Linked DNA regions of Mus musculus: regions 1, 2, 3 and 4 are each linked to region 5. Evidence: chromatin loops called from intact Hi-C (ENCODE). Cell type or tissue: left cerebral cortex. All regions are shown on one strand. Each heading gives the region's core, and the rest is flanking DNA. Links, peaks and the distances in the headings are about the cores only. Region 1 overlaps Gnl3l (guanine nucleotide binding protein-like 3 (nucleolar)-like). Region 2 overlaps Fgd1 (FYVE, RhoGEF and PH domain containing 1). Region 3 holds the start of Apex2 (apurinic/apyrimidinic endonuclease 2). Region 4 holds the start of Tsr2 (TSR2 20S rRNA accumulation). Region 5 holds the start of Tro (trophinin).

Evidence for each region. A loop is a pair of places that touch in the nucleus more often than their neighbours do. Peaks named below come from ENCODE experiments on the same cell type or tissue, not always from the same donor. Only the 100,000 strongest peaks of a DNase experiment are listed, where the experiment ranks them.
Region 1: a loop joins it to region 5, with 2.3 times the contacts of the local background. A loop is called at or near these places in 4 of 42 quality-filtered maps.
Region 2: a loop joins it to region 5, with 2.3 times the contacts of the local background. A loop is called at or near these places in 2 of 42 quality-filtered maps.
Region 3: it touches region 5 in a loop (4-fold over the local background); 3 of 42 quality-filtered maps call a loop at or near these places.
Region 4: it touches region 5 in a loop (2.2-fold over the local background); 2 of 42 quality-filtered maps call a loop at or near these places.

What each region holds. Positions count from the first base shown.
Region 1 is chrX:150,977,421-150,983,480 of GRCm38, reverse strand. It overlaps Gnl3l (guanine nucleotide binding protein-like 3 (nucleolar)-like), which reads left to right. Exons shown (of 16, transcript NM_198110.2): 16 at 1-348. Among named protein-coding and RNA genes, the nearest start is that of Gnl3l, 37 kb to the left of the region's middle. In left cerebral cortex, for the core only: no CTCF peak of the experiment used is centred there; DNase peaks (open chromatin) are centred at 1,654 and 2,579.
Region 2 is chrX:151,083,335-151,089,394 of GRCm38, reverse strand. It overlaps Fgd1 (FYVE, RhoGEF and PH domain containing 1), which reads right to left. Exons shown (of 18, transcript NM_008001.4): 13 at 3,734-3,764; 14 at 3,180-3,281; 15 at 2,750-2,875; 16 at 2,414-2,575; 17 at 1,284-1,427; 18 at 1-792. The coding sequence ends at 487. It overlaps Tsr2 (TSR2 20S rRNA accumulation), which reads left to right. Exons shown (of 5, transcript NM_001164578.1): 5 at 1-2,301. Among named protein-coding and RNA genes, the nearest start is that of Tsr2, 10 kb to the left of the region's middle. In left cerebral cortex, for the core only: no CTCF peak of the experiment used is centred there; DNase peaks (open chromatin) are centred at 862, 1,782, 2,634 and 2,924; H3K27ac peaks cover 1,321 bases.
Region 3 is chrX:150,585,162-150,591,221 of GRCm38, reverse strand. Apex2 (apurinic/apyrimidinic endonuclease 2) reads left to right here and starts at 3,067. Exons shown (of 6, transcript NM_029943.2): 1 at 3,067-3,299; 2 at 4,096-4,179; 3 at 5,177-5,357; 4 at 5,875-6,021. The coding sequence starts at 3,146. It also overlaps a transcript of Pfkfb1 not described here. In left cerebral cortex, for the core only: a CTCF peak has its summit at 2,580; a DNase peak (open chromatin) is centred at 3,056; H3K4me3 peaks cover 1,631 bases; H3K27ac peaks cover 947 bases.
Region 4 is chrX:151,094,125-151,100,184 of GRCm38, reverse strand. Tsr2 (TSR2 20S rRNA accumulation) reads left to right here and starts at 3,642. Exons shown (of 5, transcript NM_001164578.1): 1 at 3,642-3,756; 2 at 3,930-4,020. The coding sequence starts at 3,673. In left cerebral cortex, for the core only: a CTCF peak has its summit at 3,601; DNase peaks (open chromatin) are centred at 3,630 and 3,929; H3K4me3 peaks cover 1,381 bases; H3K27ac peaks cover 834 bases.
Region 5 is chrX:150,654,693-150,660,752 of GRCm38, reverse strand. It overlaps Tro (trophinin), which reads left to right and starts at 3,317. Exons shown (of 13, transcript NM_001002272.3): 1 at 3,317-3,408; 2 at 4,800-4,869; 3 at 5,139-6,060. The coding sequence starts at 4,825. In left cerebral cortex, for the core only: a CTCF peak has its summit at 3,312; DNase peaks (open chromatin) are centred at 2,875, 3,395, 3,561 and 4,454; H3K4me3 peaks cover 2,122 bases; H3K27ac peaks cover 1,500 bases.

The DNA of each region.
Region 1 (6,060 bases), core at 469-5,468, 320 kb before region 5:
GTAATCATTAATACAGGACAGAAGAGTTCTATTAGCCTCTCCTTTACCATTCCTGGTAATTTATAGTCAAACCTTGTTCTCTCCCTGACAGTCACGGACTTGTGCTTTCACTTTATGGCTTGTCTTTTGAAAAGAGTTGTAAGTGGAATTTAATAGTATGTAACTTTTGAGATTAATGTGTTATAAATTATAGACTTGAGATCCATATCACTGGATGTATCAATAGTTTGATTTCTGTTTCATATGCTATTGTGTGGATGTCTTATTGCTTATTCAACCCTAAGTTGGATTACATTCTTTACAGTTGAGGAGGAAGTTATAAATAAAGCTGCTAAAAATCCTTGTGTGAGACTGTTTTCATTTCTTTGGCATTACTACCTAGAGTTGGATTGCTGCAATATATGGTAAGCATATGACTAACAATCTAAGCAACTGCTGAACTTCTTTGTTCTCTTGATGCACATTAGAATATTATTTTGCCTGCATGTGTGTCTGTGTATCATGTACATGGCTTCCTGTCCACAGAGGCCAGAAAAGGTGTCAGATCCCATGGAGTGAAATTATAGATGGTTGGTTGTGAGCCACACACACACACACATTATCCACCTGTTGATGGATATCTTGGCTGGTCATCAGCTTGTCTTTTGTAAACAATATAGCGACAAACATGAATGTGCAGCTCCCCCTGTGCTCTCCTTACTTGGATTCCTTCAAGCATAGATCCAGAATTAGTATTGTTGTTTTGTATGATGGTTGCTTCCCTCCCTCCCTCCCTCCCTCCCTCCCTCCCTCCCTCCCTCCCTCCCTCCCTCTCCTTCTTTCTTTCATCTATCCATCTATCTATCTATCTATCTATCTATCTATCTATCTATCTATCTATCTATCTACATGCGTACACTGTGTCAGTCTTAAGACACACCAGAAGAGGGCATCAGATCCCATTAGATGGTTGTGAGCCACCATGTGGTTGCTGGGATTTGAACTCAGGACCTCTGAAAGAGCAGTTGGTGCTCTTAACCACTGAGCCATCTCTCCAGCCCCTGCTAGTTGTACTTTTTAAAGGTCTATATACGTGTGGGGGGTGTGCCTGTAAAGCCAGAACACATCAAATTCCTTGGAGCTGGGGTTACAGTTTTGGTAATATAGGTGCCAGGAAACAAAACTCAGGTCCTCTGGAAGAGCAGCAGATGTTTATAACTATTGAGCTGCCTCTCCAGCCCCAGTAATTGGACTTTTAACTTTCTGAGGACTCTCCATACTGCTTTCCTTGGCGGTTACACCGGTTTCATTTCCCAAAAGCAGTTCCTAATGGTTTCTTCCCCACATCCTCACCAGCATTTATTGTCCTTCATTTTCCTGATGATGGCCATTCTTACTGGGAGAAGATAGATTCTCAAAGCAGTTTTAAGGGGCTGCTTCCCCTGTTGGCTAAGGATGATGAACATTAAAAATATATTGCCAATTGCTGTTTTTTTTAAAAAATGTTTTCATTTTTTTTTGAGAATTTCATACATGCACTGTTGGATGTATACTTGGCAAAGATAGTCATTCTGTGGGCTGTCTCTGCTCATGGTTTCCTTTGCTGTGCAGAAACTTTTTAATTTTGTACAATCCCATCTGTCAGTGTTGGGGAGTTACTTCCTGTTCTCTAGGAGTCATTTCCAGAAAGTCCTTGTCTGTGTGTACCTTAAGTGTTCCCCTCCCCCCATGTTTTGCCAGCAGTTTCAGTTTCAGGTCTGACTTTAAACTGATTTTTCTGCAGGGTGAAAGAGATGGATCACGTTTCATTCTTCTACAGGCTGTCATCAGTACCATGTTCTGAAGAACTTTTTTCCAGTGTATATTTTAACAGCTTTGTCAAAGAGTAGGTAGCTGTAGGTGTATGGGTTTATTTCTGGCTCCTTTATTCTCTCCCATTTGTCTGTGTGTCTTTGCTAACCCATTTCCACTGTGGCACTAACATGGGATTAAAGGCATGCATATGCTACCATACCCAGCTTATAATGTCCTTCCTAAGGTGCTATAGAGTTTTCAGCATTTGAAGTGTAATAGATAAAAATTCTAATCTCAGCACTTGGGAGACAAGTTTCTTTGAAACTTTGAAAATGAGTTTCTTTTTCACTGTATCCTCTCTAAAACTTGTCTTTTGACAGTTTTTTCCCCTTGGTTTTTGAGACAAGAGTCTTTCTATGTAGCCCAGGCTGGTCTTAAACTTCTGAGAATCCTACCTCTGCCTCTTGAGTACTTGGATCGCAAGGGTGTGCCACTATGTCTGGCTTCTCTTACCTTTTTTAGAGTATCCATCCAAATATGTGATATCCTATTGTGATTTTGATTTGGCATCTCTTCATTATAGCTATTAATACACTTGGCCAGGTTTACTTCTTTTTCTTCAACAGAAACTTCCTGGGCATGGAGTACATTCCCAGCACAGAGTTAGGCATGTTATACCAAGATGAAAAGACAAATTTCGTGCCCCCAGGAAGTTCTTGGTCTACAGTGAAAACACCAGTATGGTTGTTGCTACAGCAGAGACTTCTGCAGTCTTTGTAGCCTGGGATACGAAGGCCTAATTTGGCAAGGAAAAGGTTTCTAGGAGTGAGCTTTTGAGCTGAAACTTGAAAGGCGTGTGAAAGGCTTGCTAGGCAAACTGAGCAGATCCAGGCCAGCTCATTTCTTGAACAAGAGTTACTATTTTTTAAAGAAATGGTCTTTTCCTCATTGTTTGTTCTTTGCACTTTTGTTCAAAATGGGTCTAGGTACATGGATCTAGACCTAGTTTTTATTAGACTTGTGATAGAATTAGAAATTCTATCACTAGAAAGCAAGTGTGATCCTTCCAGCTTTGTTCTTCTTAGGATTGCTTTATTTATTAAGGACTATCTTTTTTTCCCCTAGGATTTTGGTAGTAATTACATTGAACTTATAGATTACTTTGGTTAGTATGAACAACAATACTAATTTCCATGCTACCTGAACAAGGATATCTGTCCATTTATTTGCGTTTGTATTTTTTCTTTTCCCTTTCTTACCTGCTACTTTCTCTTTTACATTGATTTTTAATATTATTATGATAAATGTTTTTAAAAGTGTTTTTTTTTATTTTTAGGTGTATGAGTGTTTTCCCTGCTTGCCTGCATGTATGAATACCCCATTTGTGTGTGGTGTCTACTGCCCATGGAGGTCAGAAGAGGATGTTGGATCCCCTGAAATTATGGTTGGTTGTAAACCATCATATTTGATCTTGGAACTGAACTATGGTCCCCTGAGAGAGCAGCAAGTGGTCTTAATGGCTAAGGCATCCAACTCCTATGCTATTATAATTATTAAATTTACTTTATATTATTTTACGAGTATGGGTATTTTGCCTGCCTGTATGTTTGTGTACTCCTTGTGTGCTTGGTGCCTGTGGAGACCAGAAGAGGGTTTCAGGTTCCCTGGAACTGAGGTTCCAGATGGTAAGTCACCATGTGGGTGTTGGGAATCAAACCTGGGTCTTCTGGAAGTGTAGCCAGTGCTCTTCTGAGCCGTCTTTCTATGCAATGTATATTGAACATTTTCATCTCCCCTTCCCCAAATCTCCCTATGACCACCCTCCCATCCCTTCCTACCCAATTTTGAAATTTCCTCTCTCCTTTTTTCTTTCTTGAGTCCAGTTTGTGTATCCAGTTGGTCTCAGGAGTCTTGGGATCAGGGCTTGCTCTAGCATGTGGCCAACTTAACCAGGGGTTACATAAAGAAAACTGACTCTCCTGGCAGCTATCACATGCTCTTCAATGCTATTAATGGCTCTTCAGCGAGTGGTAGGATTTTTTAAATACTTTTTATTAGGTATTTTCCTCACTTACATTTCCAATGCTATCCCAAAAGTCCCCCATACCCTCCCACCCACTCCCCTACCCACCCACTCCCACTTTTTGGCCCTGGCGTTGCCCTGTACTGGGGCATATAAAGTTTGTGTGTCCAATGGGCCTCTCTTTCCAGTGATGGCCGACTAGGCCATCTTTTGATATATATGCAGCTAGAGTCAAGAGCTCCGGGGTACTGGTTAGTTCATAGTGTTGTTCTACCTATAGGGTTGCAGATCCCTTTAGTTCCTTGGGTACTTTCTCTAGCTCCTCCATTGGGGGCCCTGTGATCCATCCAATAGCTGACTGTGAGCATCCACTTCTGTGTTTGCTAGGCCCCGGCATAGTCTCACAAGAGACAGCTATATCTGGGTCCTTTCAGCAAAATCTTGCTAGTATATGACATGGTGTCAGCGTTTGGAAGCTGATTATGGGATGGAACCCTTTTATTTTATTTTATTTATTTATTTATTTTTGGTTTTTCGAGACAGGGTTTCTCTGTGTAGCCCTGGCTGTCCTGGAACTCATTCTGTAGACCAGGCTGGCCTCAAACTCAGAAATCCGCCTGCCTCTGCTTCCCAAGTGCTGGGATTAAAGGCGTGTACCACCACGTCTGGCTAGTGGTAGGATTTTGTGACTACCTCTACCTCTCCACTCTGGGATTTGATCTAGCTTAAGCTTGAGCAGGTCTTGTTCTTGCTGTCACAATCACTGTGAGAGCTGTATAGCTTTGGCTGCCTAGGCTGGCCTTAAACTCGGATCCACCTGTCTCTGCCTCCCAAGTGCTGGGGTTAAAGGCATGTGCTGCTGCCACCACCACCTGGCTTTTAAACTAATGTTGTGAACTCATCATTTGTCATGTGTGGCCACTGAAGGTTCTTCTTGGTGAGCAAAGTGGTCAGCTAATGGCTGCCCATATGTTTCCTTAAGTGTCCAGAACCAGTAACTGTCGTTTCGAAGCATGCCCATCTTTTGTTGAGGCACATCTTTCTCCTTGCAATGCAGCTCACAGGTCTGTCCCAAGTTCTATTTCTCTGGTTTCAGTCACATATGGGGTTATGGTACCCTCATTGTTCATTAGTGTGCACAGCCCTATGTATGAGCACAGTCCTGGGTAGCATGGAACATTCTAGATTGCTGGAAATATATTGGAGTTTTTGAGGATTCTATGGGCATCCCATTTCTCAGCATTGTAATATACTCTTTGGAAGCTTCTTTTTTTTAAATTTTTATTAGGTATTTTCCTCACTTACATTTCCAATGCTATCCCAGAAGTCCCCCATACCCACCTCCCCACTCCCCTACCCACCCACTCCCCCTTTTTGGCCCTGGCATTCCCCTGTACTGGGGCATATAAAGTTTGCAAGTCCAATGGGCCTCTCTTTGCAGTGATGGCCGACTAGGCCATCTTTTGATACATATGCAGCTAGAGTCAAGAGCTCCGGGGTACTGGTTAGTTCATAATGTTGTTCCACCTATAGGGTTGCAGATCCCTTTAGCTCCTTGGGTACTTTCTCTAGCTCCTCCATTGGGGGCCCTGTGATCCATCCAATAGCTGACTGTGAGCATCCACTTCTGTGTTTGCTAGGCCCCGGCATAGTCTCACAAGAGACAGCTCTATCTGGGTCCTTTCAGCAAAATCTTGCTAGTGTATGCAATGGTGTTAGTGTTTGGAAGCTGATTATGGGATGGATTCCCGGATATGGCAATCACTAGATGGTCCATCCTTTCGTCACAGCTCCAAATTTTGTCTCTGTAACTCCTTCCATGGGTGTTTTGTTCCCAATTCTAAGAAGGGGCAAAGTGTCCACACTTTGGTCTTCGTTCTTCTTGAGTTTCATGCGTTTAGCAAATTGTATCTTATATCTTGGGTATCCTAAGTTTCTGGGCTAATTTCTTTAAAATCTTACTAGGAATTTCAGGTTTGGGTAGAAATAACACTAAACAAATGCATTTGATTTTGATAGTTGCCTTTTTAAGGCCCAAGGTCAAAGCTATCTTCTCCACATGGACACAGGCTCAACTGTGTCAGTCCTTGAGAAACCTTCCTGTCCATCAGTCTGCCTCCTGATTTCTTGTGCAAAGATGGTGGATTGTGTGCAACTGGTCCAGAAGGCTGAATAGGCCACAAAGACGGGTGCAGTCTCACACTGTATAAGAGAACACTCATCTCCAGCTGCCGCCTTTTGTCTGGGATACAGCATCCTGCCTG
Region 2 (6,060 bases), core at 642-5,641, 430 kb before region 5:
GCTTTGGGGCTAGGTAGAAGCTATAAGCCATGGGAAAGGCAAGAAGGGTCTAGTCACCACCCCATGTAAGGTCATACATGTGAAGACACTGGCTGAGGAGGAAAGGGTGGGTTGGGGTCCCAGGGTCAGTAGCAGAGCTGGCACTTGAATCCAGGTCTCCTGCCTCTGGTACTTTTGTGGGGAGCTGGGTGGAAGTGGGGTACTGGGAGGAAACTAATTCAAGTGAGTCTAGCAATTAGCTCCCGCCCTCCCTGGGGACAGGGATTTAAAAAATTAACATCAATGTAGGAATAGTTTTTTTTTTTTTTTTAAAAAGCCCACCTTTTGTGAAAAGATGAATTAAAAAACCCATGACCCAGCATTCGGGATTGAAAGTGCCCTTGATGGGAATTCAAGTATTGACTGCATTGGGAGTGGGCTGGAGCCCCCAATTGAACATGGGCAGCTGGAGTGTGGGGCAGAAACTCCCAGTTCCCCCCAAACCCTCTAGGTCTTGTCTCGGGTCTGGGAGGCTTCAGGAGGTTCAGCAGTGGCTCCTGAGGCTGCCACTGGTGTCTCCTCCATCTCCTTGTCCTCAGACAGTGTGGGCCCTGGGCAGAATGTGTCCCCACGGCCCGCCCTGCCGAGAACAGCCATCCAGCGCCGCTGGAGTTCTTCTGTCTCTGGGCTGAAGTACCAGCTTAGGTGGCTTTGTGTGATCTTGAAGACATGCCTCCTGTCTGGCCGCTCTCCTGCCTCAGGAGGCCCCACCTCAAAGCCAATGAGGGGCAGGCTGCGCTGGGCTTTCACATCCTGGAGAGAAGGAACAGAGAACTAGTGTCATCTAGGGGCTAGGCAGTATCCTCTGCCCAGTCAAACTGCTCTGTTCTGCTGTTTCCCTCTGCTGAAGAACACTGATTTCACTGTAATGAACAGGAAGATATCTGAACTGGGACTAGAAGGCAGGCTGGTTTACATGGCTATCTCCTCCCATGCCCAAATCAACTATTATAGATTCAGTCCTTTGGCTAGTTCCTCTATCTGCCTATTCTGTTCTACTTAAGTGTCAGACCTAGAGGTGCCTGTCTATTCTACTGTTTTCTCCAGAAAGCCAGACTTCCCACCTCACCCTCATTGTCCCCATACCTTGGCCTCCAAACTCTTCTACCTACCTATTCTGTCACATAAGGATAGGGGTTTTAATTTTCCCCTTTGCTAGGCTCACCCTGCCCCCAAAGGACAAGGAGAGGAGCAGCCCAGCTTTGTCAGATGGCTGGAAAAACCTGAAGGAGTGGGATGCACACCTGAGGGGCTCCATAGATGTACAGCACCAAGGGTTCATTCTCAGGAACCACAAACCATGCCTTGTGCCATCCTTTCCCACCCTTCTCCATGTAGTGCAGGAAGCTGCAGATGACGCTGTTCTCAGCAGCGACCGAGGCCTGTTTCTGTGATCAGAGACACAGGACAGGGAACATCAATGTTGATGGAAGGCTTTGCTCTTGGCTTTAACAGCCCCATAGTGTATGGACTATGTCTCAGACAACGGTAGCCAAGCTGTGCAAATCATAGCTGAAATGATTTAGCCTTCATCATGGAGATAAAACAAAGCAAGGCTTGGCTGCTGCTGACTCTTAACAACAAGTATAAGGGGTGTGCAGATCTCAGTGGGGACAGTGAAATGCTGGCCACTCTTAAGGCTAAGGGACTTTCACAGCTAACCCTTTTCATCTTTCATAATATACTCATTGCCTGCTCTGAGAAAGTCCTTCTAACATTATGATTAATGGGATGAGTAGGTGGCTAACACCATCTGTCTCGATCCTAACAATAGATGAAAATGCAGGACTTGTGAGAAGAGCACAGAGGGTGTTTATGAGATTGAAATTAGCATAAGCAAGGCATTTAAAATAGTTCTGGTACAGAGTAAGCTCCCTTACATTTGGGATACCTTGGTTTTGTTGAAAAAACAATCACCCCAAATATGTGTATATTCATGGTCCTAAAAAGATAGGATCAGTATTAACAGTGGCAACTTCTGGGTAAAGGAATATGTCTTATGTTTCCTTATCCTATTTCATAATTTTAAAAATGCACTTGGTTCATTAAAAAGAAAAACCTATAGGCTAGCTTAGGCTATGCAGTGAGACTTTGTCTCAGATAAAATGATCCCTAGAAGTGTTTTTCTGGTTGTATAACTTAGTCAAATATCCTCTCTGGGTTTTAGTTTCTTCCTATGTAAACTAAGGGTAAGAGTTGAGCAGTTACTGTAAGAGTTAAGTGTGTAAAGTTCTGTAATAAAAAGTATCCTTTTAACCCGTACACTCATTTTCCTTGTTTCAAGTCTGGATTACCTGATTAATGAGTGCTTACCCTGGGTCAGTAACTATGGCATACTTTGAGGCTTGTGGTTAGGAACCCAGCCAGTTCTTACCTCTAGGATGGACCTCCTGCGCTGGGGTGTATGCTGGCTACAGGCTGGACTGCTCCCAGGTGCTCCATGCAAGGCCACATAGCAATCAGTGCACACACGGTTGGAACGATTGTTGTCATAGATGAGTCGGGCTCGGAACTCAGAGCATTTCCCACAAACCACCTGGGGCAGCAAGTGGGCACGAACAGCTTAATTGCCTTTGGCTTCTCTTCAGTGTATCAACTACCACAGCCAACTTGCAGCCTCCTCCTTCTTGGAGGGTACCCCATCAGAAGTGGGCCTTTAGGCTGTCAGCCTGTCCCCACCTTAGCTCTGCCCCTGCCTCCCAACACTCACATGCCCACAGGCCTTGCAGTGGTGCCTGCGTTTGGTGATGGAATTGAAGGGCTCCTGGCAGCGCATGCACATGGTGACTTCCTTTTCCCGGATAGGCGTAGGTGCCCTCTTCCCAAGATCCACGTTCTAGGGGGAGGGTTAGGGCCCAGGTTAGAGATAGCTCCTCAGTCCAGTCCAGCCAGCCCACCTTGCCTCTGCTTTGCCACTTAAATCATCATGGGGTTGGGGAGAGCATACTATTATTGGAGGTAAGTCACTTCACTTTCTGGGGTGCAATCTGTAGCCCTACTAGCAGAAGCTGGCTTCTGGGGGCTTGTCTGCACTGCCTCTCAGGTCCCTATTCTTGGAAAAGGAAAAGATCATCTCAAGAAAAAGGTGGGAACATGGAGCTTCAAGGAGATCCCAGTACTGAGGAAAGTAGGACTCTTACTGGAGAGTTAGGGGGAGTATCTTCATCATCCCTGTTTGTTGAGTTCAACAGTTTGAAAGTCTCCAGGGTCTGTTCATGCTTCAGGAGGGTGGAATTGATGGCCTGGCGAAGAGGTGTGAGAAATGAGAGGTCAGATCACTCCACGACAACCTATCTCTGCCCTCACCACACCTTCCTATGCCTTAGCCTGGAGTTCTAGACCCAGGTCTGTCCCTGCTACACATGACTGGGAAAATCCCTCCCTAAATCCAGGTCTATGACTGGTGTAACTATCAAATGTGGGAAAGGGGAGTGGTGGATGGAAAATCTCAGAAGGCCCTCCTGCTGCTGGCTGCGTGCAAGCTTTTACAAAGCTTGGTTCAGAGGAACTGACTTCCTAAAAGAATGTTTCTATCTAATCTCAGGACTTCAGCTTGCTTATCTGTAAGAGGGTGATAATAGCATCTGTACAAAGCTGATGTCCCGAGCCTGTTCTGCTTATTTTATCTATTATCAGCCCCTAAGAAACCTGTTAAGACCCTTCCAGACCCCTACCACAAAGCCTTGGGTGTTACCTGGACCCAGTCTTTCTTCTCCTCCTCAGTCCTTGCAGGGGAGAAAAGAAAGGTGTTGAGTTAGGCAGGCCAATAAAACACAATCTGAATGGTATTTTAAGAGTTACAGGGCCTAGGCGTCACTACACTTTTTCACTTTATGTAGCCTTGAACAAGTCACATAACCTGAGCTTATTCAATGTCTTCCAGATCAAGGAGCTCATGATGCACTATAGGAGACTGACAGGGACAGTATGAGAGAATCAGTGCTGGCTCTAGAGGGAATGAAGACTGAGGAGTCCAGAGAAGGGGGCCTGCCTCAGCCTATGTTTGAGTGGGACTTTTAAGAAAGGTTTCCAGAGGGAGGTGCTAGGCCTAAGAAGGATAAAGGTGAAGTGTGTCTAAGAGTATGGAACATACATGAAACTATATCCAACTGCTAACCTGTCAACTTTGCAAAAGGAGGCAGTATTTTTTTTTATTTCATGAAGATGGGCTTACCTGTGTTCTAAGCAACACTGATGATTATGTAATGTGCCCAGCATGTTGTCTGCTATAACTCCTGCTCTAACTTCCTTTTGTTCTTCTTTGCTTCTTCTAGAGAACCCTTCTAGAACCCTTTTAGTAAAACATTTATTATATACAAGTACACTGTAGCTATTTTCAGAGAGCATCAGATCTCATTGCAAATGGTTGTGAGCTACCATGTGGTTGCTGGGATTTGAACTCAGGACCTTTGGATGAGCAGTCAGTGCTCTTAACCTCTGAGCCATCTCTCCAGCCCCTCTAGAAACCTTGTGTTCTCCAAGCCCTCTGCCCTGGTGCAAACTTGTCAACCACCCCTAGAAATAGGACCCCTAACTTTGCTATCTCCCATCTAGACTCTCATTTTCCTTCTACATCTACATTCTAAGATTCAAATGTATTTTTCTAATATGAATTCTGACTGCATCATTAGGACCACTATGTGAAAAGTAAGAATGTGAAACAAGTTATGATGTTGAGCCACTATTTAGGGATGTGGGGATGCAAGTTAGTGACTGAATGCTTACCTAGCATACAAAGTCCTTCTCCAGTACTTGCAGCAACATGCACATGCACTAATTAATGCATGTTCATTGTAATCAAATGTTTGTCAAACCTCACCTGTGGTATACCTAAGACCTATGCATTTCACTATGCCGACTGTGCCAAGAGAAGGGTTTGGCAGTGACTGAAACAAGTACTAAACTCTAGGTAATGATTTTCTACTAATGCCAGACTCTAAGGGAGGGTTATGTATGGTAAGGCTTTACTTATTTTGCAATGTATTTAGAAGTCACTGAAAAGCCTCAGTGGTAAAGGACATGTAACCTTGCAGAGTTCACTTCCTAATACCCACACTGTGTACCTCAAACCTCCAATTCCAATGCGATCCAATGCCTCTGATTTCTGCAGGAAACTGCACTTGCAGTGTGCAAACCCATACACAGATACACACTCATATACATAAAGTCATTGGATATTCAGTTTTCTTGGCACCATCTGCTAAAGAAGCTGTCTGTTCTACAATGTATGATTTTAACATCTTTGTCAAAAATCAAGTGGCTAAGTAAAGCATGGTGACATATCTGTAAACCTGGCAGTTAGGAAGTAGAGACAGGATCAGGAGTTCAAGGCTGTCCAGGGCTACATAAGACTCCATCTCAAAACCCTCAAAACTAAACAAATTAGTTGGCTATGGCTGTGTGTGTATGTGTGTGTGTGTGTTTATGTGTGTGTTTATTTCTAGGCCCTATATATCCCATCAATCTACATGTCTGTTTCTGTGCCAGCACCATGTTACTTAATTATTATGGCTCTGTAATATATGCTGAAATCAAGCATGAAGATAATTCAAATATTGACCCAGCTCCTAGGTGTGTGTGTGTGTGTGTGTGTGTGTGTGTGTGTGTGTATGAAAGATTAGTCAGCATACCACAGAAATTACATGCCCATCTATCTTTAATGCAACACTAGTCACAATAGCCATTATGTAATCAGCCCTGGGTTCTCAACTGGCAATTAGATAAAATGTGTCTGAGTATGAATGTGAATGTATGTGTGAATTATGGAGTTTTTCACGAACCCATAAAGAATAAAATGTCATTTGCCAGAAAATGGATGCAACTACAGATGATTATATTAAGTGAAATAAGCCAGATGAAGAAAAACATGTATTATGTGTTTGATATCATTTCTGGAGTCTAGATTACACACACACACACACACACACACACACACACACACACACACACACATATATATATATACAAAATCATTTTTATATATGTCACCAAAGTAGAAGCAAGACTGTTAGGGGGAAGAAG
Region 3 (6,060 bases), core at 696-5,695, 70 kb after region 5:
GCGTGATGTTTGCAGAGCCATGGAGCCTGCTCCCACCTCCATGTACAGTGTGGAGAGGAAACTCATTTAAAGCATCAAGATAATACAGATGGGCAATAAAGTCATAAATGGTCTTTCCTTATTGGTAAGTCTTGAAATGTGTGGTTGTGAATGTACTTGTTATAGGCTAGAAGGCTGGTGGATCATTACAAGCTTATAGGCTAGATTCATGCATGAGCACATATCAGGACTTCTGTGACAGCAGCCTAGAATCCCTTTGTTCTCAGCGATCTCATAATGCCCTGGTCCCATTATGCCACTGTTTTCAGACTCATGTCTGCTCCAAAAAGCTCACTGCATTCTCGTCTTAGGAGTGGTTCTCCATTGACCATAGTCAGTCAGGAAGGAGAGCACGTAGAGGGTTGTGGGTGGTAGTACCTGTGGGTGTCACATAAAAGCCAAGAGCATGAATCTCATACACAGCATGAAAGCCCTGAAGCAAAAGAACTCTGGATTCTGCCTTTTACACTTTCTTGATCATCAAGCTAGTCCTCTGTGGGAAGTAGGCTAGGGGCTTTCATTTCTATTTCACTTTGACACCCAGAGAAACTAAAGAACTTGTCAAAGTTTCATAGCAAATTAACCCAACTTAATACACTAGAGGCGCGGTCAGAGATACACTTTCTATTGTGCATTTAATTTAAAAATATACACAGACTACGGACGTAGAAGCTAGGCTGGGAGGATCACACAATCACGGCCAGTCTGGGCTACAGAGAGTTTCAGGCCCCCATGGGAAGCACAGTTAGACTCATTTTCCAAAATTACAATCAAATCAAATCAAACAAAAATTGGAATTTCAAAGATAGTAAGGGATTGGTCTTTTAGGCTAGCGTCCTAAAGAGTCAAGTACAAGAGGATTTTAAAATACTGATAGTAAGGAGAGGGCAACATTTGGAATGCAAATAAATAAAATAAGTAATTAAAAATAAAATGTCGACAGTTGAATTACATATGCATATCATCATTCCCCAACTCTCCCATCCCCTTTGAAGTAGCTAAACCAAATTCCTATGCAGAGAAAAATCTTCCAAGGAGCCTGAAGCAAGGATTTTGACCTGTAAAAGACCTGTCTACTTTTCCTTTATGCTCACCTACCTGCTCTCTTAGAGGCTTTTTCTTCCATCGCTAATTATCCAATGGCTCTCTTGCATTTACAGACCCCCAAAGCAGGTCCGGTGGGTGGCATCAAATAGGAAACCGGGAGACATCCGTTGGTTCCTGGGAAGGCTGAGGAAGCACCCTTGTTAAGGGGTGTGTGCAGTGTTGAAATATTAGCTGCTGTACTTGCCAAAGAAGTTCCTGAGCCACCCAGAGACTTTTCTCTTCAGTCCAACCATGTGTTGTTCACCGTGCCCCAAAGGTCAGTACTAATATTAACAAGCCACTGGAGAATGGAGAAATGAAAACCAGCTATTGAGGTGAGCAAGATCTGGATTTCTTTGGGACAAAGCTTTATATTTATCTGCCTTTAGTGCAGTATGGGCAAAATCCCTTGCTTGAAAGCAACTGGTGACATGAAGAAAAATGTTCATTTCCCTTGTCCTAATTAACCCACTCCTGGGATTTGATCTTTAGTCAGTAACTCCCAAAGCATGGAAAAGCTCAAGGCACAGAATTTGAATTACAGAGCTGTTTTTCTGATAGCAGTAACTAGTGACCTTTAAGTCCGATGGGGGTGGGGTGGGGGAGGGGCAGCCTACTGTGGCTCTGTATAGCCATGAAGACGATGGCTCAAAGGCTGTGAAATTCTGAGGGTGTGTGCATTCGAATGGGAATAACTTTGTAGCAATTTTCAGTGGAAAAAAAAAAAACCCTTAGGATGCAAAGTTATAGTTTTCCTGGAAATAGGGCGATTCCTGTTAATTCTGTTTCTGTGGTCACAAAAAAATAAGTCGAGAACTCATCCCTACTGCCCTGCTTATTCATCCATTTGCTAAATATTTATTCCGTTATCATATAAGGTGGGTCAGAGATGGCCACTGCATTCAGGCTGCTGGCAGTCTAGTGACAACGGAAATCAATGGGGGTTGTGCACTGTGGTAAATACTGTGCCATGGACCATAAAGTGCAGTGGTGCCCACAGGAAAAGACGTAAACACAGAGGTGTGTGGACAAAAAAAAAATCAATTGTTTACCTGATTAAGAAGGGTTTAAATCTTGGCTCTACCACTTCTGTGAGGCTGAGACGAATTTATTCAACTTCTACTTAGCTTCAGTGCCTCTTCCTGGATTATCCTAAGAATGAAAGGACACGGTATAGACAGGAAAACCATAACTGCATCGGGAAATGATACTATTCTGGAGCTTAAATGGTCTAGGCCTCGATTTTGCTCATCTGAGAAATGGAGCCAAATGCAAGTCTGTCTTATGCTTTGAGAGTCAAGACAAACATGGCTATACAGGGAGGATTTGAGGCAGTCTCCTTCCTCCAGACTCCATTAAAACGGAGGCTAGCTAGGTTCTTAATTGCTTAACGGAGAAAGTTCCCTTCGCCACTGCCCAAAAGGACTCCAGGGTCTGCAGAAGCCCCTCAGCCACCGCCAGGGGCCGCTCACTAAAGCCAGAGTCCTGTCTCGATCCGGGTAGGGCGTTGGCTCAGCTTGTTTCCCCAGAGGCCTGCCCCTTGACAAAGGGACAAAATCCCATTTGTCAGTAACCTGGCGCATCAGGGGGTACTTTTGTAGTAGAGAAGAGCAGTCAGATTCGGGCGTCCAGGCCAGCATGCGGCCAGAAGAGAAGGAGCCCAACCAGAGACGCGCCTCTCACCAGTTACTCTTCCCAGGTTTTGGTCTGGGTCTTGCTATGTAGCCCAGGCTGGCCTTGAATTCATTACTGACCCTGCCTCAGCTTCCTGAGTACTGGGGTGACAGGCTCGTTTGATCAAGCCCGGTTTTCCTACAGCCTCCACCTTAGTTCCGTCTCCCGCCTAAGAGAACTGAACTCGAAGTCCCGCCCTGCTTGCGTCCTGCCGTCGGAGGGGGCGGAGGGGAAGGTGAGAACGCCCGGTGGAAACGCGAGAGGAAGGCGGGGAGCCAGCTCACTTCCGGGCAGCAATGCATTTGCCCGCCTAAGCTTCCTTTGGGAAACTGTACCGTTTACCAAAATGCTGCGCGTGGTAAGCTGGAACATCAATGGGATCCGGAGTCCCCTGCAAGGCCTTGCATGCCAGGAACCCAGCAGCTGTCCCACGGCCTTGCGACGCGTTTTGGACGAGCTGGATGCTGATATTGTCTGTCTCCAGGAGACCAAAGTGACCAGTGAGCATTCGAGAATCCAAGATCTCTACGGTGTTTTCCTTTTGATGCTAACCTTTGTTCTGTCTCATTTCGCGTTTCGTTTTCCTATACTTAGAATCCTGCCCTTATACCCATCTGAAAGGCCTGATCCTTTTCTTTCTAAACAACCCCACCCCAGCTAGAACCCCTAATTCCGACTCCTGGCCTGCTTTCCCCGTTGAAACCCTCATACACAGATTCCCACTCATTCTATAGCCCGAACTCTGGGCCTTGAATTTTCTCCTTTCATTCTTCTAAGCCAAACACCTCAGTTTTCCATCCCTGCCCCCACCTCAGTCCTTAATCCCCACCTAATCTCTGCCTTTAGCTCAGACTCTTAATTTCTCCTTCCCATATCTCCAATTCCTCTTTTCTCTCCACCTCAAGGCCCTAGATTCATTCCTCTTTGATATCTTACCTCAAATTTAGACCTAATTTCTTCTCCCATAATTCCCAGCTCGAATTCCCTAATTCCCTCTCCTACCTCCCACCCTTCAGGTCCCCAATCTCCACTGCCAGCATCTGTGAGTACTTTAATCTAAATCACAAGACTTAGCTCTGATTTGCCCTCCTCTGCTTCCCTATCTAATTTGAATATAATTTTCTTTCCTGACTTTCCCATCTCTCTAGCTCCTGTCAACATAAACACTTCTCCTGACCCTCAATTACAGCTCTGATGTATGCTAACCTATAACTGTAATTCCAGTCTTTCATGGGTCCATGGTGCTAATTTACCTCTGACTTTATATTTACTTTTTTTTCTTTTTTTTTTTTTTAGGAGATGTACTGACAGAGCCCCTGGCTATTGTTGAGGGTTATAACTCCTATTTCAGCTTCAGCCGCAGCCGTAGTGGCTATTCTGGTAAATGAGGTCTTCTGGGGGTATTTATGTTAGCATTGGTGATGGAGAAAAGGAGTGTTTTGGTATTTAATAAGAAGGTAACATATTTTGACTTTTCATTTCCAAAGCAAATGCTGCTAATTTTAGGTCATATGAAACCTCATATTTATGCACCGAAGTTTCCTTTTGTCCCTCAGAAGTATAGTAATGTACTTCTTCTGAGTTAACTGTATAAGCACTGGACCTTAACTGCCAGGGTTCAAGTCCTGGCTCACATCCTCTCTGTGTTTTCTGACAAGTTACTTTACCTTTGTGTTTCAGGTTTTTCACTGAGAAAATAAGGATAATGGTTATTTTCTAGGCTCTCACAAGGGTTTAGACATAGTCTTGCATGAGGTAATAATGATAGCTAATTTTTCATCAGCATTTGCTATGTATGTGTAAAATACATTATTATTGTTCTTGTAAAATATAACATTATTCTGTGGCTTTTTTTTTTTGGTTTTGTTTTTTGTTTTCGAGACAGGAACTCACTTTGTAGACCAGGCTGGCCTCAAACTCAGAAATCCACCTGCTTCTGCCTCCCAAGTGCTGGGATTAAAGACGTGCGCCACCACTGCCCTATTCTGTGGCTTTTTAAGAGGAAACTGAGGCCTCAGATGCTTTAAGACGCTACAGAGCCATGTATGGCCCCTGAGTTAGGAGGATTGTCCTTACTTTTTTTTTTTTTTTTTTTGATTTTTCGAGACAGGGTTTCTCTGTATAGCCCTGGCTGTCCTGGAACTCACTTTGTAGACCAGTCTGGCCTCGAACTCAGAAATTCGCCTGCCTCTGCCTCCCAAGTGCTAGGATTAAAGGCGTGTGCCACCACGCCTGGCTGTCCTTACATTTTTGAAACAGTTAAATTTGACAAAGATAACCAAAGCTGTTCCTTATATGGATACACTTGGAGTGGGATAGGCTGTACAATGATATATTGGCTGCTGACCCCGTTCAGAATGCTCTTGTCCGTCCCCAGGTGTGGCTACCTTCTGTAAGGACAGTGCTACCCCAGTAGCTGCTGAAGAAGGCCTGAGTGGTGTGTTTGCCACCCTGAATGGAGATATTGGTTGCTATGGAAACATGGATGAGTTCACGCAAGAGGAACTCCGGGTTCTGGATAGTGAGGGCCGGGCCCTCCTTACACAGCACAAGATCCGGTAATAGTCCATATCCTCCTCTTACAGGCCATCACTGGTTCTAGTCCTTGTGTCTAGAATATAAGGCCCATTCTATAGGTATTCAGTTGCTATAAAAATGTTCCCAAACTTGCCTTCCTGTATTTTAGTCCAGGCTGGGCTGAGTGATCTTGGAAAATTCATGCTTCCTTCTGAGCCTTGTGTTCCCCTCTCTACAGAGGGAGACTGGCCTGAAAGAATAGCTTTTTAATTACCATGGGCTCCTCAAAAATAGCTTAGCCAGCACAGAACTCATCATCCTAAGTTGGTTTCTTTCTAGGTATCTTATAGTCATAAATGGCTGCATTATACCCAGTTTACCTGGGTATTATGCCCTCCTTGCCTTATCCAAAGTCCATCCCCCCAAGACTTGCTCATTTATTTCTCCTAACCGTTTTTTGTTCATCCCATGGATAACCATTAACTAGAATCTGCATGGTGGGTGGATATGAAGGGGAGACTTGAAACTGACCTCTTCTGTGGGGCTCTTTTCTCCCAGCACATTGGAAGGGAAGGAGAAGACTTTGACCCTGATCAATGTGTACTGCCCTCACGCGGATCCTGGGAAGCCTGAGCGGCTGACCTTCAAGATGCGCTTCTATCGCCTGCTCCAGATGCGAGCAGAAGCGCTCCTGGCAGCTGGCAGGTATATTGTCAATCTAGACAGCCAGGTTTGGTTGAACAC
Region 4 (6,060 bases), core at 621-5,620, 440 kb before region 5:
ACATGCTGAGCCATCTCTCCAATCCTTTTGTTTGTTTTGAGACAAGGTTCATGTAACCCTTGTCCTGGAATTCACTATGCAGACCAGGCTGCCCTCAAACTTACAGAGATCCACCTGCCTCTACTTTCCAGGTGCTGAAGCAAACACCACCACACCAGCTCCATCTTCTTTATTTTAAAAATGTATATTTTATTTTTATTAATCTTGCACTATTAGCTTTCTTTTTCTTTCTTTCTCTTTTTCTTCCTTCCTTTCTTTGTGACAGTCTCATGTAGATCGGGTTGGCCTCAAACTCATTACACAGATATGTAGCTGAGAGTGGCCTTCATCCTCTTGCCTCTGCCTCTGCGGCCTGAGTGCTGAGATGCCATGAATGTATCTCATGCCTCAGTTTGACACTTTAAGAACATTTGTGGTTAGTTGTATGTGTATCTGTACATGGGCACACAGAGACATTGCATAGGGCATGTGTAGAGGGGAGGGGACAATTGGTTCTAGTCGTTTTCTCTCTCCATTCTATGGAACCCCAGGATCAAACTCAGATAGTCAGGCTTGGTGGCAAAGTGACTTTACTCACTGGGCTATCTGGTCAGGAACGTACATGTAGTCTCCCCTCCCATAGGTCCACCCAGATAATCCTTCTCTCCCACCTGCCCAACTCTATGTCCTTTCTTTTTCTTTTTGAGACAGGGTTTCTCTGTATAGCCCTGGCTGTCCAGGAACTCACCTTTCCACCATGCCCGGCAAAATGTACAAGTGAAAATCTTTTTATTGAGAAAGAATGAAAAACAGATTGATGACTGCTTGGAGATGCAGGGGATTGAACCTGGGACCTCACACATACGAGGCACACACTCTATCTCTGAGCTACATCCCCTAGCCCTCTATGTCCTTTCTTTCTCTCCATCTAGAAGACAAACAGGCAAACAAAACAGAATTAGAAAATAAAAACAGCTGGGCAGTGGTGACACACGCCTTTAATTCCAGCACTCAGTAGGCAGAGGCAGGAGGATTTCTGAGTTCAGGCCAGCCTGGTCTACAGAGTGAGTTTCAGGACAGCCAGGGCTACACAGAGAAACTCTGTCTCGAAAAAAAAAAAAAAAAAAAAAAAAAACAAAGAAAAAGCTTGGGAAATACATAGACACACAGACACACAAAACAAAACCCACAAACCACAAAATCAGAAACTGTAGTATACAAGCAAAAGGCCAGTAGACAAAAAAAAAAAAAAAAAGCTCAAACAAAGCAACACCAGATGAAGTCTACAAAAATACCATTGAGTCCAGTTTTTGTTGGCTATCTACTGCTGCGTGTAGAGCCTGCCTGTAAGAGTGGTTTGTATCCCCAGTGAGAAAACTAGTTTTTCCCCTTTTCAATCAGTTAACTGGAGGTACCTTCCGGATTAAGGATGGGGGCTTGCATCTACCTCCCTTCTAAGCACGGGAGCCACATCTGGTTTACGCTGCTGCAGGCCCTGTGCATGCTGCCACAGTCTCTGTGAGTTCCTGTGTGCATCAGTCCTCTTGCATTTAGAAGGCCTTATTTCCTTCATGTCGTCCATCTTTTCTGGCCCTTACAATCTTTTCCACCTTCTCCTCTGTGGGATTCTGAAGAGGGCTTTCATGAATACATTCCATTTAAGACCAGAGCTTCTCACTCTCAATACATTGTGGGTCTCTATGTTGGTTCCCGGCTTCTGCAAGAGGAAGCTTCTCTGATGGTGGCTGAAAGAGGCACTGATCTACCGGTATAGGAGACTGTCATTAGGTGTCATTTTATTGCTGTGTGTTCCTTTAGCAGAACAAATGCTTCCTTTGCTAACTGTTCCTTTTTCTAAATGCTTACAGAGCTTAATGTGTTCTCTAAACGCTTGTAGTTAAATCTCATTAACTTTGCTTATCATATATCATAATGATCCTAACAATCAGATAACACTGGATGATCATATCACAATGCTGGCTTATCCTGAACCTCTTTCCTGCAGTGTAATCAAAGGCCTGGCTTTACCTGAAGGAGGACAGAACTCCTCAGACTGCTGAGGGCAGTGGTGGGCTGTATCTCCCCCATGGGCTCTTTCTAAATATTTACAGCTCAAACATTTTTGTTGCAAGCTAAAAATGTGTCCCCTAAGTACTTCAGCTACAACACTCAAGGTTCATTTCATAGTGTTTTCCAATTTCCCTTTGTTTTTGTCCTTTGACCTATTTCCATAAAATAGAGTCCATAAGGTTACACAAATTTATGGATTTCACATGTTTCTTTCTCTTACTAATTTCTAATTTTGCTTTGCAGTCTTTCTTTTTTTTTTTTTTTTCTTTTGTGGTCTTGGGATGAAACTCCAGGACCCCAGTATGCTGGCAAGGTAGATAGAAACATTATCAGCCCTTAGTCCTTAAAACATACTAAACGCTGTTGTGTGGAATACTACATGGTGTGTCTTGGAGAATGTTCTTGTGAACTTCAGAAAAATCTATATTCTGTGCTAAGTGTGGTGGTGTGTGATTAGTCCTAGAATTTAGGAGAGTGTGGTAAGAGTCCAATACCAGACATGGCTACACAGTGGAAACTGAAGTTCCTAGAGAAAAGAACAGGTACATCTGTATGGACCGTTCTATAGGACCAAATGACGGAGCTTTGTGGTTGGGGTGAGTAAAAATGTTACAGAGGAGAGACAAATGACCTTGAGCTACTTTTAATCCCATTGAAAACAATTCCTTGTCTTCCCTTGAATCTGAACGAGAAATCTCGTGGTTATCACAACTTTTCAAATACATACTTAACAGCGAGCATCTATGAATCCAAAAGCTAAGAATGTCATCAGACAGTATCTGAAACCTAAGCAGAAATTTCCTCATCCCACTACCTGTAGTCTCTATCAATAGATTTAGTAAATGCTTTGACTTAGGACTTTCTTTGTTCTGTAACTACTAAAATGTCATTTGACCACTTCCACAAAAGAAAATATCTTTCTGGACAACCTGAATCCTGGACATGGTCACTCATATTTGACTCAAGAATGAATTGTTGGAGCTGGAGAGATGGATCAGCGGTTAAGAGCACTGACTGCTCTTCCTAGAGGTCCTGAGCTGAGTTCAAGTCCCAGAAACCACATGGTGGCTCAAAACCATCTGCAATTGGATCCGATGCCCTCTTCTGAGGTGTCTCTGAAGACAGTGACAGTGTACTCACATATATAAAATAATTATTTTTAAAAAATTAAAATTACATTTATTTATTGTGTGTGGGAGTGCCTGCGCCTGTGAATGCCGTGTAACACATGTGGAGGTGAGAGGAAATTGCAGAAATCGGTTCTCTAGTTCCATCCTGTAGGGCTCAGGGACTGAACTCAGTTCTTCAGGCTTGGAGGCAATTGCCTTTATCTGCTGAGCCTCGCAAATGTAGGTTTTCTCGCCCTCGCTATTCTTTTCTCCTTTCCTCTTTATTTCAGCTATGCTTCCTAAGTACTCTGCTCCAGGTTCTCCTTTAATTATTAGGATTTACTGTGGTAAGTGGTAGCATCTACCACTGATGGCGTTTCCCACTGTTCTGGTCTTGCTGCCAGCCAGATTGGCAGAAAACTAAACCACGTTCTGAGAATCGGCTTTTGGCTCCTTTTGCCTGGTGAGGTCGCCCTAGCGATTGGGCTGCCTGGGAGCCACGTGATCTAAACGGATGATGGCGGGCGCCGCTGAAGATGTGCGTGTGCTCTTCGGAGCTGCAGTCCGAGCTGCGCTGGAGGCTTGGCCTGCTTTACAGGTAAGTGAGGTCCTGGCGGGGGGTCACGATTAAGGCTGTGACAAAATAGAAGTTGACCAGGCGAGGCGCCAGAGCCATGGCTGGGCGGTGTAAGCGGCAGACTCCCAGGCCCCGGCAGGCCACGCCGTTCTGGTTTCCATGCTGTCATGGTTGGCTTGGGCCTGTGTTCACAGATCGCTGTGGAGAATGGCTTCGGGGGCGTGCACAGCCAGGAGAAGGCCGAGTGGCTAGGGGGTGCAGTGGAGGATTACTTCATCGCCAATGGTGAGTGAATGTGAGGTGTTGCTGTCTGTCGCAGTGTGGCGTGGCAGAGCCTCGACGTAGAGAGCCCGCGTTTGATGAATGAATCGTGACTTTGAGATCAGAATTGTGTCTTTAGAGTGCCTTAGAGGCAATGACACTCAAATGCTATTATGCTGGAGAACGCATTTTGCCTTCCAGAGAGTCATTTTCCTACTTTCTAAAATGGTTATGGAAAGATCCGACGAAAAGAACTATTCGAGTCATATCTTGTAACTTAAAATTGCTGGATGAGGGGTGGGGGACAGCTCCGTGGACAAAGGCCAACAAGCATAACAGTCCGAATTTCATAGCTGGGACAACATGGAAGGAGAGAACTGGTACACGCTTAAGGTGTCCTCTGATTCTCCCTACACAAGTAAATATAATTTTAAAATTGTTGGGTGAGGAGTGTAGCCCAGTGGTAGAGCACTTTCCTAGTCTGCTCGTGTCCCTGGGCTCCAACCCTGGTGCCACCAAAACTAAAAGCAGTACCTCTGATAAATAAAAGGCAGCCAGGCCCTGTGGTGCAGGCATGTACTCTCATATTCCTGATGCAAAAGGACCTCAAGTTCAGATTCACCACAACCTTGTCTCATAATAAAAATAATATAAAGACTTGGAGATATAGCTCAATGGAAGTGCTTGCTTACTACACACATGTGAGGCTCTACACTACTCATACTACCACAAATGAATAAATGAATGAAAGAAGCAAATATTATAGTGTTATTAAATTCATATCCAAGGTCTAGCATATGGGCCATGTTTGTGATTCTAGCACCAGGGAGACGGAGACAGGGGAATTGCTCTAAGTTTCAAGCTCCATATCCCCAAGTTGTCCTTATGATAAAAGAAGGGGCTGGAGAAATGTTCAGCTGTTAAAAGTGCGTCCTGCTCTTCCTAACCTGAGTTGGGTTCTCAGCTCACAACCACCTGTAACTCCAGCGCCAGAGGATCCAAAATGTTCCTCATCTGTACACATGTGCATGCACATACATGTAATTAACAAATAAGTAACACAGGGCTGAAAGGATGGCTCAGCAGTTAAGAGCATTTGTTCTTGCATTGGACCTCGGTTCCGTTCCCAGCACCTACATGGTATCTCATAGTTATCTATGACTCCAGTTCCAGGGGTTCTGATATCATCTTTCTGTCCTTATCTGGGCACCAGGTACACACAGTGCACACACAGGCAATCAAAACAACATGCACATGAAATAAATACAACAAAAATCCTCTTCCAAAATATTTTAGTATGTCATAAGAATTAAGCATTTTTCACTTTTAGTATTAAATTTCACAATCTGGAGTTTATTTATTTATTTAGGTTTTTCAAGACAGAGTTTCTCTGTGTAGCCCTGGCTGCCCTGGAACTCACTCTGTAGACCAGGCTGGCCTTGAACTCAGAAATCCACCTGCCTCTGCCTCCAGAGTGCTGGGATTAAAGGCGTGCGCCACCACGCCCGGCACAATCTGGAATTTTAAAAGTCTTAGTACGTCTCATTTGTGACCAGCCACATTCTAAGTGCTTGTGCTCGATAAGCACATGCTGCTGCTTCTACACAAAAGTTCTACACTTCCATTTTGTCTTGGTGGGGTATAAAAGAACAAGAGGACTTAGAGTATTGCATGCTGTTTTTTTTTAACTCTTCATTAACATCCTAGGTTTTTTTAAAGATTATTTTATTTATATGAGTACACTGTAGCTGTCTTCAGACACACCAGAAGAGGACATCAGATCCCTTTACAGATGGTTGTGAGCCGCCATGGGGTTGCTGGGATTTGAACTCAGGACCTTTGGAAGAGCAGTTGGTGCTCTTAACCACTGAGCCATCTCTCCAGCCCCCAATATCCTAGTTTTGAGGATGGTATTAGGCAGATTCACAGCTCAACATTTACAATCTAGTGAGTGATTTCAGGTAAGTAAATGAATAGTTAAAATACTGGGTGGTGTGTGTTATGCTAAAGAGGAGCTCAGAATTCTTCAGTTAACTGAGCCTGAGGAGAAGCCTTTTTGATTTG
Region 5 (6,060 bases), core at 470-5,469:
GAAGCGAGTATGAGGAGAGCAATTTGGAAGTGAGGGAGCACTTGGGGATGTCTGTGGAAACCTAGTGCAGTGGAAACTTCCTTGAATAAATGAAGATGACTCTAGTGAACACTCTTAGTAATGGGGGATATGGAGCCTGAACTGGTCATCACTTGTAGCCAGACAAGTCTTCCAGTAGCAGGACTAAGCAGAATTTAATTGAGGTGTTAGTCAAGGGAATCTCATGGAAATCCCCAAACAATCCAGGTTGTTGCCAAGACAAGGGGCTGCTCTCTGAATACTGACCATGGGGTCTCATTGCTGAGGACAACACCCTCACAGCTCATTAAACATGGAGAAGATGAGCTGAAGCCTACAAGGAGCTCTCACCCCCATGTTCTAGTGTCTTGGGTGTAGGAAGGTACTGTGCAGGCTACTGAAAGAAAACATGGACACCGATGCAGGAATAACACCTTTTACCAACAATCTGTCCTGCCTGCAAAATATGCAAGGGCAGTAGTGGCACAGAACATGTGGGATGAACCAGCCAATGTCTGATTTGATCCAAGGCCCACTCATGAGCCGTATCTGACATTTGGAACCTGTATCCGACAATTCTTGGGTGATCAAGAACCAGAAGCTAGCTAGCTCAGAGACCTAAGGTAAAACCGAACACTACTGGTCTTAAAAAAAAAAAAGCAGTAAAATGATTCCTAATGATATACTTATAGATCAGTGCCTTATCCAGTCTTCATCAGAGAAGCTTCCTCCTGCAGCAGATGGAAACAGATGAAGAGACCCCCAGCCAGACATTACATGGAGAGAATCAAGTTGGATGTTTCCATCTAATCCCTCCCCTTGGGGTTTAGGGAACCCTATAAAAGAGGAGGCAGGAAGAATGTGAGAGCTAGAGGGGACAGAGGATACCAGGAGAACAAGGCTCTCTGAATCAAATGAGCAGAGATCATATGAACTCACAGAAACAAGCAGCAAGCACAGGGCCCACATGGGGTTGCACCAGGACATTTGCATTTATATGATAGCTTTCAGCTTAGTATTTTTATGGGACTCTTAACTTTGAGGGCGAGTGGGTCTCTGATTCTTATGCCTCCAATTGGGAGTCTTTTTCTCCTGTTGGGTTGCTGTAGCCAACTTCAATATGATGGGTTTTGTTTCATCTTGTTATATTTTGTTTTGTTGTGTTTGGTTATTGTCTCTTAGAAGCCTGGTTTTTGTTTTGTTTTGTTTTTTTGTTTTTTAATGAGAGACAGAAAGGCATTGGATCTGGAGGGGAAGGAAGGTCAGGAAGAACATAGTAAAGGGAGGAGGAGAAACTATAATTAGGATATATTTTATGAGAAAAAGTTCATTTTCAATAAGAGAACAAAAAAGGAAAAAATAAAGAAATACACTACCTACAGGACAGTATATTTATAGGGTTTCCTTTGATTTTACTTTTAGTTTTCATTCAATCAATCATCCAAATATATTAAGGTAAACTGCTCCTTTTCACCCTTCACAACATTGCTTAGGTGCTGTCAATATTCTGTTCTTTTGCCATTCTTCATCATAAAATGTATAGTTGCAGGATAATTATATAATAAAGTTAGAGCTACTTGTCACAGATTTCATTACATCAAAGATTATTTGTATGCTGTGGTTAATTATTTTTGTATATATTAAGGTTCCCATTTAGTGACATACAGTTCTATGGGTTCTGACGAATATTCTCCTTAGGTTTGTTAAGACTTGTTTTGTGGTCTTACTCAGGATGTGTGCTGGAGAGTACTGCATGTAGATTTGAGAAGAATGTGTATGCTACAGCTGAAATGTTCTGTAGATGTCTGTTAAGTTCATCTGGCTTAATTCAAGTCCGACCTTTCTTTACTGATTTTCTGTCCAGACAATCCCTACACTGTTGGAAAATGGGTATCGAAGTCCTTTACTATTTGTTTGACTGTGCTCTATCCCCCATTCATTATTAACATTATTGCTCCATACATATAGGTGCTTCAGTGTTGGATTCATAGATACTTTTAATTTTTATATGGTCCTTGTGAATTGTCTCTTATTATATAATTCTTTTGTTGTTTGGTTTTCTTTTTTATTTTTAATTAGGTATTTTCCTCATTTACATTTCCAATGCTATCCCAAAAGTATCCCTTGGTTTTCTTGATACAGGACCTCACTATGTAGCCCTGGCCGGCCCCTGAACTCATAAGATCTGCCTGTTTCTGCCTCCCAAGTGCTGGGATTCAACGCCCAGTGTATAATGTCATTCTTTTTTATAATGTCTCATTTTAGCTTTGACTGCCTTTTTTTTCTGACATAATGGTCTCTACTCAGTTTGACATAATTGAATGAAAAAAAGTGAATGCTACAAATTGTTTCTTGCACTGGCGAGTAGTGTGCTACATCACAAGAGAAAGCCTAAGTCCTTGTTCAGAGCATCAGTAAAAGAAGAACATGAGAAAAAAAGATGTGTATGTATATTTGTATGTATATATATGCACATATACATATGATTTTTAATATATCATCTCATCGTAGAAGGCTGTACTTGAACTCAAGACCCTTCAACATCTCCCTCCCAAGTAGTGCTGGAATTATATCAGGGCTTTGTTAAATGCCCGCTCCCATAGTTTCCAAATAATTTTTTTTTTAATTTTAAGGAATCAGTGAAATTATTTTGAAATAAAATAGAAGCATGTAGGGATTTTTTTATTACATTTTTATTTGTAATAAATAAAGTGTGTGTACATGCACATATGTGTTTGTGTGCAATCAGAGCTGTGAAGACAACCTGTGGGAGTAGGTTTTCTACCTCCGCCATGTGGATCCAGGGAATAGGATTCATGTCCGCAGGCTTGGAGTGCTTTTACCGCTGAGCCATCTGACAGGCTCTAATTGATTTTTCTTACATCTACTGTTTAACTATATGTATTTAATTATTTATTACATATTGTTTAAATATATATTATATATATGAATTATTTGAGAGCATCACCTTAATGTTCAGCGCCTCTATCTTAATCTAGTCGTATTTTAGAGGCAGTAATGAATGTGACGTTCTCACAGTATATCACGCCATGTAATTAGTGTTGTCAGGACAGGCGTGGGAGCTCTGAGGTCATTTTCTTCAGGAGAAACTGAAAAATCAAATAGGAACAGGGACACGTATTGGGGAACAGAGAAATGAAATGGAGACTAGGTGTGAATGCTGAACAAGAGGTAGTAAACAGATGCGCCACACTGAGGAGACTGGGAAGCCGTTAGCGGGGAGGGGGTGGGGCGGGCTGGTAGGGACGGAGACCCCCCTCTGGAGGCGGAAAGAGGCAGGACCACTTCCGGCCAGGGGGGCGGGTTACAAGCTCAGACCTGAGGAGAGGCTTGGAGAGAGCAGACGTCCTCTCGGCTCACGAGGGCGAGGTGAGCTGAGGTGGCCAGCTTTAGGAAAGACCCCGTGGGGGCTTCAGAGCCGCGGCTTCGGGGTGACTGGCTTCACACAGCATTAAGGTTTGACAGGAACCTGGCTGGATTCGGGATCTAGCGGTTTCGATGTGGTGGGTTTAGAGGTGCCTGGACCCAATTCTCACTGCGTAAAGGCGGGGGCGGAATCTCCGGGCTACGGGAAAGTCTAGACTCAGTTTGGGGATGGAAAGAAGGGATGCAGACCTGGTTGGGATTTTGGAAAGGAAACATCTAGAACACGTTCTGGCTGTAGCAAAAAGGGAGGAGGGTCGAGTTCAGGAGGGAGGTAAGGGACCCGGATCAAGCTGAAGAAAGGGGGCTGGACCCCGTTATGGGCTACGAAAAGGATGAATCGAATCTGGACTAAGAAAGGAGCGACAGAATCCTCTTTAAACGGCCAGAGGACCAGGCTTGGAAGGGAGAAAGGACGGGCTAGGATCCGGGTAGCACTGCTTTGAAAGAGGGGATGACCTGGTAGGGTTAGGGAGCTGGGAATCATGAAGGGGTTATCCCTGTTGGATTTGAGGGTGGGGTATCAATGTTGCAGAAAGGGCGGGGCGGGGCCCTTGCAGACGTGGACCGGGGGGGGGGGGGGCGAGGGGGGATAGTGTTGGCGAAGGCGACTGCGGCGCGGGTGGGGGGGGAGGGGGCTTGAGGAGGGTGGGAGGTGCGGAGGACTGCGGAACCACAGCCTGAGTGAGTGGCTGATGGTTGGCGCGGGCTGGCGCGGCCGCACAGGAATGGGGGCGGGGGTGGGGTGGGATGGTGGTAGGAGGGGGTGGCGCGAAGAGGCCCTGTGGAGCCTGGGGTGGGGGGACGGGCTGAGAAATGATGTAGGAGGAGGAGGCGGTGGGATCGAGATGTTCTGTAGCTCTGAGAGCGGGGGACATATGTGGACATGAGATGGTTAGAATGGTCCTGTCCACCATAGCGCATGCGTATTGAGGGCCTTGAGGACCAGCTGCATTTGGAAAACCTGTTATCATGCGCGCGTGCGTGTGTGTGTGCACGCGCATATGTGTGTGTGTGTGTGTGGGTGGGTGGGTGGGTGTGGGTGCGCGCGTGTGTGCGTGTCTCTCGCTCTCGTTCTGTGCGCATGCGCACTGTCAGGTTGCGGTGTGGTAGAGGGTATTAAGGTGTAGGTCGTAGAATTAATTTGCCATCTTGGAAGCAAAAGATGCTGCAGCTCAGAGACCACATGTTCTGGGCTTCTAGATAGGCAAACCCAGAAAGATTTGGGGCCTAAAATTAGGCAAATTCTTTCACCCTTCAGATTTAGCAAGACTTCTGATAAATCTTCCCCCTTTCCACCCTCCTATTATCCTCTAACTCAGGCCTATTTCCTTCAGGCTCGGCTATTAGCCTTTCAGAAAGATGGATAGAAGAAATGACCATGGTCATCGGGTGCCCACATTCCAGGTGAGACCTCTCTGCATTCTGTTTGTCGTGCCCTGAATTCATTTACCACTCTGGAGCCTATTATCACTGTGTAGTTCCATAATTCCTTACCTTACCTATCTCAGTCTTCCTTTGCATGGTACAGGGAAGAGGAAACTTATCTATCTCTTGCTCCATCCCCCTTTCCCAAACCCCTTTCAATGAAATTGTTCAGGAGGGGAGGCAACTGTAGAGAGGGGTGATTGTAGGGAGGTGGGGTGGCCCATAGGATTATAATCCTAAGTATGTAGGGCCCTCTGCCTCCCGCTGGGAGCCTAGGGCTTCCTTTCTCTCCAGATGTACAGTCGGAGACCACAGAAAAGGACCCACCAATTGCCAGCCGATCTAAGAAAAACAAGAACAAGAAGAATTCTATTAAGCCTATGGATAAGACCACACCGGCTCCCCCTCCAGTCCCATCTGCCAATGATAATGCTAGCAACAAGCCTAAAGTAACTTTGCAGGCTTTAAACCTACCAATGTTCACCCAGATCAGTCAGGCTTCAGCTACTACTGAGGCACCCAATATCCAGGCTTCAGTTACTTCTCAGACCCAGAAAGCCAAGACAATGAGAGTTACTCCCAAGGTATCCCTAACTGGCAGTGAGGATGCCACTACACAGCTGAAGCCACCATTACAGGCCCTAAACCTACCAGTTACCACACCGACTATCCAGACTCCAGTTGCCAATGAGTCAGCTAATTCCCTGGCCTCAACAGCTGTCAACAAATCCAAGAAAGCTTCTACGGCAAACAATGCTGCCAATAAGACTGTACCTAGTGCTGCTGAGATCTCATTGGCTTCGGCTGCTACCCACACAGTTACTACCCAAGGCCAAGCTGCCAAGGAGACAGGTAGTATCCAGACTATAGCAGCCACTGCCCGAAGCAAGAAAAATTCCAAAGGAAAAAGAACACCTGCTAAGACCACAAATACTGACAATGAATATGTAGAGGCCTCAAATGCCATTGAGGCATCTAGCAGACAGATTGGGGCATCTGGCAGACAGACTGAGGCATCTAACAGACAGATTGAGGCATCTAGCAGACAGACTGAGGCATCTAACAGACAGACTGAGGCATCTAGCAGACAGACTGAAGCATCTAGCAGACAGACTGAAACATCTAACAGACAGATTGGGGCATCTAACAGACAGATCATGGCATCTAACA